Linked DNA regions of Homo sapiens: region 1 is linked to region 2. The links are chromatin loops, found by intact Hi-C in ENCODE. Cell type or tissue: natural killer cell. All regions are shown on one strand. Links, peaks and the distances in the headings refer to the core of each region. The heading gives the core; the rest is flanking DNA. Region 1 has its middle 47 kb from the start of LINC01655. Region 2 has its middle 190 kb from the start of LINC02817.

Region 1 (5,386 bases), core at 271-5,270, 270 kb before region 2:
CAGATGAGAAAGCACAATGAAAGCAATGGCTACCAAGCGGTGGAAGTGATCCAGTCAAAAGCTGACCAGTCAAGAGCAAAGCTTATAGCAAAAGTTTTGGGGGATGCTCGAGGCATTTTGCTTGTTGACTTTCTGGTGGGACAAAGAATGACAACATCTGCTTATTATGAGAGTGCTTTGAGAAGCCAGCCAAAGCTTTAGCAGAAAAATGCCCAGGAAAGTTTACTAGAGAGTCCTTCTTCACCACAACAATATTCCTGCTTGTTTCTCTCATCAAACAAGGACAATTTTGTGAAAGTTTCAACGGAAAATCATTAGGCATCCCACTTTCAGTTCTGATTTGGTTCCTTCTGACTTCTTTTTGTTTCCTAACCTTAGAAAATCTTTAAAGGGCACCCATTTTTCTCCAGTTAATAATGTAAAAAATACTGCATTGATGTGATTAAATTCCCAGGGCCCTCAGTTCTCTAGGGGTGGACTAAATGGCTGGTATCATCACTTACAATTATGTCTTGAATTTGATAGAATTTATGTTGAGAAATAAAGATCGTATACTTTATATTTATCTTTTAATTCCATTTTCCATGAACTTTTTCAAGTTCTCTCATATATATATATACATGTGTATATGTGACTACACATATATATAACTTTATATATATGTATGTATGTATAACTATTGTATTAAAACACAAGCAAAAAGCCATACATATAAGAATAAAGTCATAACAATCAGGTGAACAGAGTGCAGTTGTCAAGGCTTTTGGGAACAGGGTTGGGGTCATAGAGTTAGTGGCAGGGAAGGGAGCAAGGGGGAGAGAGGGGTGTTTAAAGTGTCTTAATATTTTGACAAGGCAAAGGTGACTTAATAAAACATAATTTTTTTTTCCGGGAAGTACAAAGAACCAAAATACAGTTTGTATAACTTTATTCTAAAAATGAATTTCTTTCTACTTTAACTTCTATAACAATGACAGTAGTTTTGATACGACAGACATCTTACATCAGGGACAATATGTTAGGGGAAGGATAGTACTGTGCCATGCAGAGAATATGGGCTTGGGGTCTGGGAGCTTGGGTTTGGGTCCTGACTCTGCCTTTCCAGCTGTGTGGCCCTAGGCAGGTTCCTCACATGTAACACGGGGTGGTTGTGAGGATTGAATGAGAGATGTGTGGTAAGGCAGCCAGCACACCACTTAGCACAGAAAACTTCCCACTTAGTCACAATCTTCCTCTGGTCTCAAAGACTTCGCCCACACTGTCTCTATACCCTTTTGCTTCCATCCATAAGCTTCTAACAACTTCTTGGCATTGGTTTAGTCTCACAATGGACTGTCAGATTGGTTGTATATGTAATTTGTACATTTTTTTCTGTCCTTGTGTTTTATTTCCTTGACATCCATTTCAACTTACAAGCCCCATTGTATTTAAACTTGTTCAATAGATAAAAATCATTTATTTATTCAGTTTTTACTCTGTGTAAGACACTGTGGGAGATAAAAGATGGATTAAATATAAACTAACTCTGCCTTCAATGAGCTATTAGTACAGACCATTGTGTCCTCATTGGGCCACTTTACAGGGATAAAACCTATCTGAATGCTCTAAAGATTCAGGGGAGGGAGACATCATTTCTGAACCATTAATCATAAAGAGGCTTCAGAGTCCAGACCATAGATGAGTGGGTCTGGAAGATTAGGTAAACAGGAGTATCAGATATTGCAGCTGAATTTTTTTAAAGTTTCAATGATAATTAACATGAGACATGTTTAGAGAATATTCAAGGTCCACCATGGCCAGAATCTAGGATCCATATACGAGGATAGTGGGAGATGTGCTAGGAGCCACAAATGTGGCAAGAGAATGAGCTGTTTTCTATAGGTGAGTGGAAAGCTTATATGATGAGATTTTTCTTTACAACAATCAATTTACCCTTAGCAGGCAATTTGGGTTGAAAAGGGAAGCTCCAGGAGGGGTGGAAAGTATTTGGAAGACTACGCTAATAGTCTGGGATTACAGCAACAGGAGCTGAACTGGGGCACTAGGGTGAAATGGAAAGGAAACAGAGGGATGGAGAATCCCAGACATCACTCAGGATGAACCAACAGAACTTGGCAACTGATTCATTTTGTAGAGCATGTATTTGTATCATCTGTGTAAGGGCACCCATTAACTTCCCCAGCAAAAGTCCCTTTAGCCTAGCCTGTGATTACTGACAGGGCCTCAATTCAAGTCATCCTCTTCTCTCTCCACCAATATAATTGCATGTAATTAAAACTTGATGTAACGTGGTTAGCCCAGAGCAGATGGGTTATTTCCCTGCCACCAGCATGACATCAGAATTTGGTTATGATAGTTTGGAACTCCCCACAAAGGAATCAGGTTAAACATTCTGAACAATGGCATTGTTCCCTTGAGCCAGGAGACTACAGTCTCCTGTGTAGGAGAGCGTTTGAATTGGTAGGCATGTTGTTGGGGGGTGTGTATGTGTGTGTGTGTGTGTGTGTGTGTATGTGTAAAGGAAAGTTCAGTCACTTTTCTCAGGGGCAGGATAGAGCCAGTGCTCCAGCCTGGTACTTTCAGACATGGTTCCATGACAATTCCAATAGAAAGCAGCCTCTTTTCACTGCTTTTGAGCTCTCTCCCCAAGAGGCAAGATCCTTTCTGGATCAAGTTAACACTGGAAAGGAGGCTTTGGAAATAGGGCAAGAAGAGTAGTGAGAGAGAGGAAAAAAGGAGGAGAATAGAGGCTAAGGCAGGCAGGAGGAGGGATAGAGAACTAGAGAGGAAGAGATGAAAGGAAAAAGAGAAGAGGGAGAGAGCACAGAGGTGGGAAAGGCAGAAAATGCCGGCTTGATCGGTAGAGGAACTGATACAGGCTTGAAGTGGAGAGAAGCTGCCCAGGAAATGCCTGAGACCTTATGAATGACAAGTGGTCACAGTCTACCACCTCTGCTCATGTGATCTCACCCCCTTGCTTTTATTTTTATTTCTTCACCCTGACTGCTTTGATCTCTTCTTATTTCTCCCTCTTTCCCCATGCATTTTTCTTGTCTTATCTTCCTCCTTACCCATGATTTAGTCCTAGAAAATCCAGGCTCTTTCTGCTTGGTCTATGACTTGAGGTTTGGGCTAAAATTGCTGCTGAATACTGAGCCAATGACTGAGCCCAAAGAAACCTCCAAGTCCTAGTCTCCCTCCCTCCTCACCACATTGACCTTCTCCAAAGGCTGACTCTGCTCTGTGCAGCTTGAGTCACGTGGCTCAGAGGTAACCTTCCTGTCAGCAGAGCTGCCTTGGCCTTACCAAGTGTACACATGTGCACTCTCACCTGTCTCTGACGTCCAGGCAGCCCTAGGCATGGCTTTTCCCTTAGACATTCCAATATAGTCTCCCTTATTTCTATACCTTCTTCTGATATAGGGACTAATGCTCACAGTCTTTCAGGAAAAATAAATTGTTCTGCCACCTTCATGGATCAGGCCAGTGGGCAGAAGTTACGTGCCTCAGCCAGTGATGCCTGGGCTAGTGAGCAGCAGACTTGCAGACAGAGCATGTTCATCAATTTCATGTTCATTGCTAAGCCCATGTTTGTCCCACATAAAACGGACTCTTGTCAGATAATGTTAATGGGAGTGGGAGATAGGGAGGTTCATCCCAAGGAGAGCATGTGCTTTACTAATGGAAGCACCAATATACGCATGGCATGCATTTCTCTATTGGCCCATTCATTTGTCAAATAAACATCTACTGAGTATCTACCATGCACCAAAATATGTGTCGGACACACTGAATATAAAAATCAATTGACAGAGTTCCCCGCCTTCAAGAAATAACACAGTTTTATAGGATAGGCAGATGTGAAAACAAATTATTAAAACACAGTGGAGAAGAAAAGTGATGAATTATGAAGGCTAGATGATAGGTTAGCTCTTAGAGAAAGAGTGGCTTATTGCCTAGCATGAAGAAAGTGGACTCCAGGCAGAGAACATAACCTATAACATACCAGAAGATACAAGAGCCTGGGCTATTTACACGTGAAGGACAAACTTATTGTGGTTCTATCACAAGGGTATGTGTGTGGTTGATGGAAAATGTGTGTGGTTGATGGAGAAGAGGATAGAAATCTAGATAGGAACCAAGTTATGAAAGGCCTTGTATGCCGAATTCATTTGGGATTTGTACTGGAGACAATGGGTGTCACTGAAGAATTATGAAATATTAGATGATCACATAAGAAATCTCAAATCTGGAAATCACAACAGTCCAAGCAATGGAAATAGAAAATAAAGTAAGTTAGAGCATGAGTTGGTGATCTTTTTCTGTAAAGAGTCAGATAGTAAATATTCTAGGCTTCTTAGACCATTTGTTCCCTGTTATGACTATTCATCTCTGCCATTGTAGCATGAAGACAGCCAGAAGTAAGACATTTTTAAAAAGTGAGCATAGTTGTGTTCCAATAAAATTTTATTTATGAAAGCAGAGTGCAGGCTGGATTTGGTTTAAAGACCATAGTTTGCTGACTCCTGAGTAAGAAGAATGTGTAAGAATAGAAAAAAAAAAAAAGACTTATAGGTGTTTCCTTGTGCTGGTGAAGATGGCAGTACAGTGATTGAAGTTCTCCCCTGCACTAGGATGTGAGGTTATGCTATCATTTCATATGTAAGCCTGCCTTGCCAGGGCGAAAGGAACACATTTACTAGTGTTATGATCAAAGTTCCATGACCATGAAGCAGTCTGAAAACAATGGGCTGGAGTTGATTCAGGAAATAATTGAACTCATCAGCCAAAGCAATGGGACCAGCAACATGGTCTGCCCACAGAAAGAAACAAACTCAGATGAAAAACTGAGTTTCTAAAGAAGAGAGTTAAGGCTGCCACTCAATGACTGGGTCTTTTGCAAGCATTCGGAATGATATTTCTATACAGCCATGGTTTCTGAAAAGCATCTTTTTTGTTAAATTATTTTTTGTCTTTATTATAGAGATGGGGTTTTGTCGTGTTGCCCAGGTTGGTCTCAAACTCCTGGGCTCATGCAATCCACCCTCTTCAGCCTCCCAAAGTGATGGGATCACAGGCATGAGCCACCTCACCCAGCCTGAAAAGCACATCCCATAGTGCAGAGGAAACAGGAGGCAGGGCAATGTCTTATGTGTGCCTTATAGCTAGTCATAGCTTTTCACTGTAGCAGCAATCCCAGGTCACCAGAGCATCACTTTGCCAATACAAGTCCTGGGACTTTCAAGGCTGTTGATATCCCCAGGGCTGTCTGAGTGAGGCCAGCCCCATTGCTGGTGGGGACAGACTTCCGAGACCTATTGCTGTCCAGCTAGATCCTTCTGTGGTCGAGACCTCAGAGAAACAAGTAGGCAGCAAGTAGATAGCA
Region 2 (5,386 bases), core at 314-5,313:
ATTTCTGATTTCACTTTAAATTTCAAGTGTCCTGAAAGTTCCCGAAATGAGCCATGCTGTTTTGTTGTTGTTGTTCCTTTTCTCTTTCTTTCTTTCTTTCTTTCTTTCTTTCTTTCTTTCTTTCTTTCTCTCTCTCTCTCTCTCTCTCTCTCTCTCTCTCTCTCTCTCTCTCTCTCTCTCTCTCTCTTTCTTTCTTTCTTTCTTTCTTTCTTTCTTTCTTTCTTTCTTTCTTTGAGATGGAGTTTCGCTCTTTTTGCCCAGGCTGGAGTGCAATGGCGCAATCTCGGCTCACCACGAGCTCCGCCTCCCGGGTTCAATTAATTCTCCTGCCTCAGCCTCCCGGGTAGCTGGGATTACAGGGATGCACCACCACCCTGGCTAATTTTGTATTTTTAGTAGAGATGGGGTTTCTCCATGTTGGTCAGGCTGATCTTGAATTCCTGACCTCAGGTGATCCACCCGCTTCGGCCTCTCAAAGTGCCAGGATTACAGGTGTGAGCCACTGCGCCCAGCTGCTGTTGTTCCTTTTCTTTGTCCTGGAGCCAAAATCCCTGTATCAAAGTGATTAGCTATCATGGAACTATATAATCTTAAGATTGGATCTTAGATCTGTTCTTAGATGACATCATAAGTACAGGGCACTAGGAAAAGATCACTTACACCAGAAATGGGTTACTTGATGTTTTATTTCTCCAAAATGGATGGACTGTCACATTAATATAAGCAGATACCAGTTGTCTATTGAAAGACAATTTTCCATGGATGTCTTATATTTCTACATGTAGTACAAGTAAGGCTCCAACTACCTTTTTCCCCCCTGGACTATCTTTTCAAGGATATTTGTAACAGCCTTGGAAGATGGAGGTAGTATTTTCCTCAAGAAAAAAGAACAGATTTGCTATAGCCTGGGATGGGAGAGATAGTCTGTCCCACTGCTACAAAAGGTAAATGTGCTTATTGCCCATTATGAAAGATTCTTTTTAATAAACTCAATATTTTTCTTCTGTAATGTAACCCACTACATAGGCAGACATCATCTGGCTCTCTGGGCCTCACCTTGTGGGAACCAGAGCTTGAGGAACCATCACAACAAGCTTGTAATCTGTACAATCTGTCCACTGCTGTTGCAACGAATAATCTGTTCTTCTTCTCTGAGCCAGGAGTTTTGTGAATTCAACCATGTCTCATGAAACTGTGGCAGTCTAACTTATTAGCTTGCAAGCAGAGTAAAAACAAGTCTTAGAAATGACCCCATTATCTTACGTAAACTGCAATGTAAATGGACCCTGTTAGACATAAAACATCTATTTGACAATTATTAATGCCGAAGAGTGTAAGGGAAGAGGCAGCTCATCAGGTTGGGCTACCTGGCTCTGGTCCAGCTTTGCCCTAGATCCTGGGATGGGAAATCGCAGCCCATGAGCCAAATCCAGCCTGTAGCCAGTTTCTTTACAGCTAGACTAAAAAATATTTTTACATTTTTAAAGAGTTGTAACATAACCAAACAAAGAATATGTGGTAGTGACCACAAGTGGCTTGTAAAGCCTAAAACATCAGACCTTTACAAAAAAGGAAATGTTTGCCAATTCCTGTACTAGAAACCTATAGCCTTTTCTTGGAGATCACAGAACTAGAAAAAAATACTGGTTGCATAATTTCCAGAAATTGTGCCTGTAATTCTAGCATGGCTTTGAGCAAAGATGAGCTCATTCTACCTCTCTCAAGCCGATGCTCAGGAGGCCATGAAAAATAATCCACAAGACTGATACGGTTTGGATCTGTGTCACCAACAAATCTCATGTTGAATTGTAACCCTCAATGTTGGAAGCAGGGCTTGGTGGGAGGTGATTGGCTCATAGGGGTGGTTTTTCATGAATGGTTTAGCAACATCTCCCTTGGTACTGTCCTCAGGTTACTGAGTGAGTTCTCATGAGATCTGGTTGTTTAAAAGTGTGTGGCACCTCCTCCATCTCTCTCTCTCTCTCTCTCGCCCCTGCTCCTGCCATGTAAGTTGTATCTGCTCCTCCTTTGCCTTCTGCCATAAATTTAAGTTTCCTGAGGCCTCCCCAGAAGCCGAGCAGATGCCAGCATCATGCTTTCTGTGCAGCCTGAAGAACTGTGAGCCAATTAAATCTCTTCTCTTTATACATTGTCCAGTCTCAGGTATTTCTTTATAGCAATGTAAGAATGCACTAATACAAAGACCCACGGAGATGCAGTGAAGGGGGCTGGGAGACTGGGCTCAGGGTCTAACAACCACAAAGATGGAGGACAAAGACTACCCCCAACTTTGTGTGTGTGCCTGAGCAGACAGGGCACTCCTCCTGATTGACATGAGCTGGAAGGTTGTATCTGGCTTAGAACATTGGTCAGTGGGTGCCATCACTAATAAATGGGTCTTCCTTTCTACCTCAATCACTAAAAATTGGCTTTCTTTAAATTAAATGAGGGAGATACGATGATTCATGTAACACCAGGGCAACATCTGTCTTGTACAACAGGAAGCGCTGCCACACCTCGCAAGAGAAACTGTGAACTTAAGGGGAAAATAGCCCCATCTTGCTACAAAATGAAACCATCACTAACACATAAAACAGCTGATACATTGACTCATACCCTCCATGTGGCCTTCCACTGACCAGGATATCAAATCTAGGCAAGGATCAGAGTTTTATTCCCACTATATCCAGACTTTGATTACCTCTTTAATCCAGAAATAAGCCTTGCAAACACTAAGCAGTGTTAGCTTAGAGGATACACATGCATTTAGGTGAATGAAGTCTCTTTAGGGTCTCTTTCATGGCTCCATAGAGGGCCTGATGGTCCTTGGCAAATGTCCATAGCAGTTGATACAGCTCTGCCAAATGCAGTTTTTAAAAATTGTCTCACAATACTATATTGTAAATAACATGCACTGTTGTCTTCCCCGCCATGCCTTTCACACACCCTCTTCCCTAGGCCTGGAATCTTCCTGATATCCCAATATCTAATAATTGAACGCTTGTTTTTCCTATCTCAGCTCAAACAGTATAAACAGTATTTCCTTGAGGAGACTCTCCAGAATAAGTAAGGACTTCCTATTTCCTGATTCTGCCATGTGCTACACTTTTTCTTCATGACCCTAACCATGCTTATATGTTCAGTGTTTCTCTTTCCACTCCCTGGGACCAGGAACAGAGTTGTGTCTCTAGTGTGTAGCACAGTACTGGGCACATAGAAAGAACCCAGACTTTGTGGAATGAACAACCAGAGCAGGCATTTATGCACCCAAGTTACAGATGAAGACAATGAGAACAGCATGCCATAGCTAGTTATGGTCCAAAGAGAATGAGACACACATGGAGAAGGCCTGAACTCAAACTGAAAATTGGAGTCAAGCTCAACAGAGACTAGGCTGGATTACTCAACCTGGAGCTGACCCAAAATTACATGAGTTAGTATAAAAGATGGTTTATTTTAAGCCATTGACTTTTGAGATATTTCTTATACAGCATTACTGTGACAATAACTGACTGATATGGGTGGGTTCTGACAAGTGAGATATTTTGTAGAAAGTATAAAAATTCATTACAGCAGTATCTATTAATGATTAGATTGATCACGGTCAGGGAGTGAGTGTACGGTATGAACAGCATGGTTCAGAAAGATTATAACTAGCCCAAGGCCAAAATGTTGCTAAGTGGCAAGCTTGGGTTCAAACTCCAGTCTTCTGAAAATAATAAACCTTGTTCTACTTTTCCACAGATGCTCCTGTTGAATTCGGCAGCACTCTGGTGATAAAAACCTACTTCTGTGGCTGTTTCTCTGTAAGTCTATGTTAGGATACTTTTGCCTCTGGGATCTTAAGACCTACAGGAGTTGCTCAGGTAATAAGTAAATGCAGGAGCTTTAGGGAAGAAAGAAGGAAGGAAGGGATGAAGGAAGGAAGGAAAGAAGGAAGAAGAAAGGAAGGAAGGAGGAAAGAAGAAAGGAGGGAAGGAAGGAAGGAAGAAAAGAAAGAAGGAAGGAAGGGAGAAAAGAAAAGAAAAAAGAGAAGAAAAGAAAAGCAACTGTCCATCCATGCAGATGAAATATATCCTTTCATTTAGGAAGCAACAAGAGTTATAACAATGTAGTTCTGGATGAACTGTCTGGCTGTGTCCCATCATTCGCATTTGGAAGGTATCATGACTTTGATAAATGCCAGTGAGAAGTCCTGGGTTGATGACTGGATGACACTTTTCCAGATTCATAGTACCAGAGCACATGGGAGTTTAACTGTCCCATAAATACTAGGTGCTATCTCTCCCCTGCTCAGAAAGCTCCCAAATCTGTTCATCTCAATGCTTTGCTGCCTCCTTCAGCACACTGTAGATTTTCCCAGCAATGTTTTGTGGTTCATTTAAGTCACCACTCATGTCCCCAGGCCAAAGCTGGGAGGAGGGAAGAGAGAATAAAAGAGCAACCTATGTATAGTGTTCCAAATGCCCACACACTTGTGCCTACATCAATTGAGCCCTCTTCTTTTGACTGCCTGAGTTGCTCCAGAATTGTGACAGGTGCTGAAAAACATACATTAACCCTTTCATGTCACTGGAAGACACGAGAGTGCCAGGATCAGAGTTTTCAAGGAGTAAAATGTAAACTAGAATCTTCTCACTAGAGTGCTCTTTGGACAGAGAGACGACTTTAAATTTCACATGGGTGAGACACAGAGCTATCACAAGTGATTTGGAGCAACAGTTATCTCAGAGCCTAGTACAGAAACTTCCACAAAGCAGAGACTTAATAAGATTTTGTTGGGCAAATAAATGAATAAACTGCATCTGTGGCACCATAAGATAAGCTTAGAAAATTCTTCCCCACGACCAAGCACTAAAACCCCTCTCCTCCAGCCAGTTGCCTCAACAGTAGCTCTGCCAGGTCTCCATTGAAGACAGAATCTGAGCTCCTTCTGGAAGATCATATAAAAAATATAGACTTCAAAGCCACAAAGGCAATAAATTCTCACTTCAAATCTAATACGTGTTTTAAGCAGGCTGCCTGAAATATAAATATCTGTTTCAAAAATAAACTTGGGTCCTTGAAATATAATCACATTGCTGTGTATAGGAAAAGTGATGGTGCTTTCTTGATAAAGACTGAACTATGCTCATCTCTTCTTGGGAACTCATCCTTTTACCAAGTTATCTACATCTCTCCACATGCAGCATTAGCTGAACTTGAAAGAAAAATATTAAACCAAGATGTCAGGACAATAAATAAGAAATTTAGGGACAAATATAAACCCAGATATTGCCATTAATTTTTTGTACCACAAGTGAATGTTACCTAAACCTAATGTCCTACCTTAAAATTGATTATCACCATCCTGAACTTCCCCCTCAAATATCAATTGTAATAAATA

The links. Hi-C counts contacts between places; a loop is a spot of excess contacts. Peaks named below come from ENCODE experiments on the same cell type or tissue, not always from the same donor. Only the 100,000 strongest peaks of a DNase experiment are listed, where the experiment ranks them.
Region 1: it touches region 2 in a loop (3-fold over the local background); 1 of 110 quality-filtered maps calls a loop at or near these places.

The regions. Positions count from the first base shown.
Region 1 is chr1:221,791,377-221,796,762 of GRCh38, reverse strand. No RefSeq gene overlaps it. Among named protein-coding and RNA genes, the nearest start is that of LINC01655, 47 kb to the left of the region's middle. In natural killer cell, for the core only: no CTCF peak of the experiment used is centred there; DNase peaks (open chromatin) are centred at 2,282, 2,912 and 3,212; H3K27ac peaks cover 1,057 bases.
Region 2 is chr1:221,519,034-221,524,419 of GRCh38, reverse strand. No RefSeq gene overlaps it. Among named protein-coding and RNA genes, the nearest start is that of LINC02817, 190 kb to the right of the region's middle. In natural killer cell, for the core only: no CTCF peak of the experiment used is centred there; a DNase peak (open chromatin) is centred at 2,519; H3K27ac peaks cover 1,197 bases.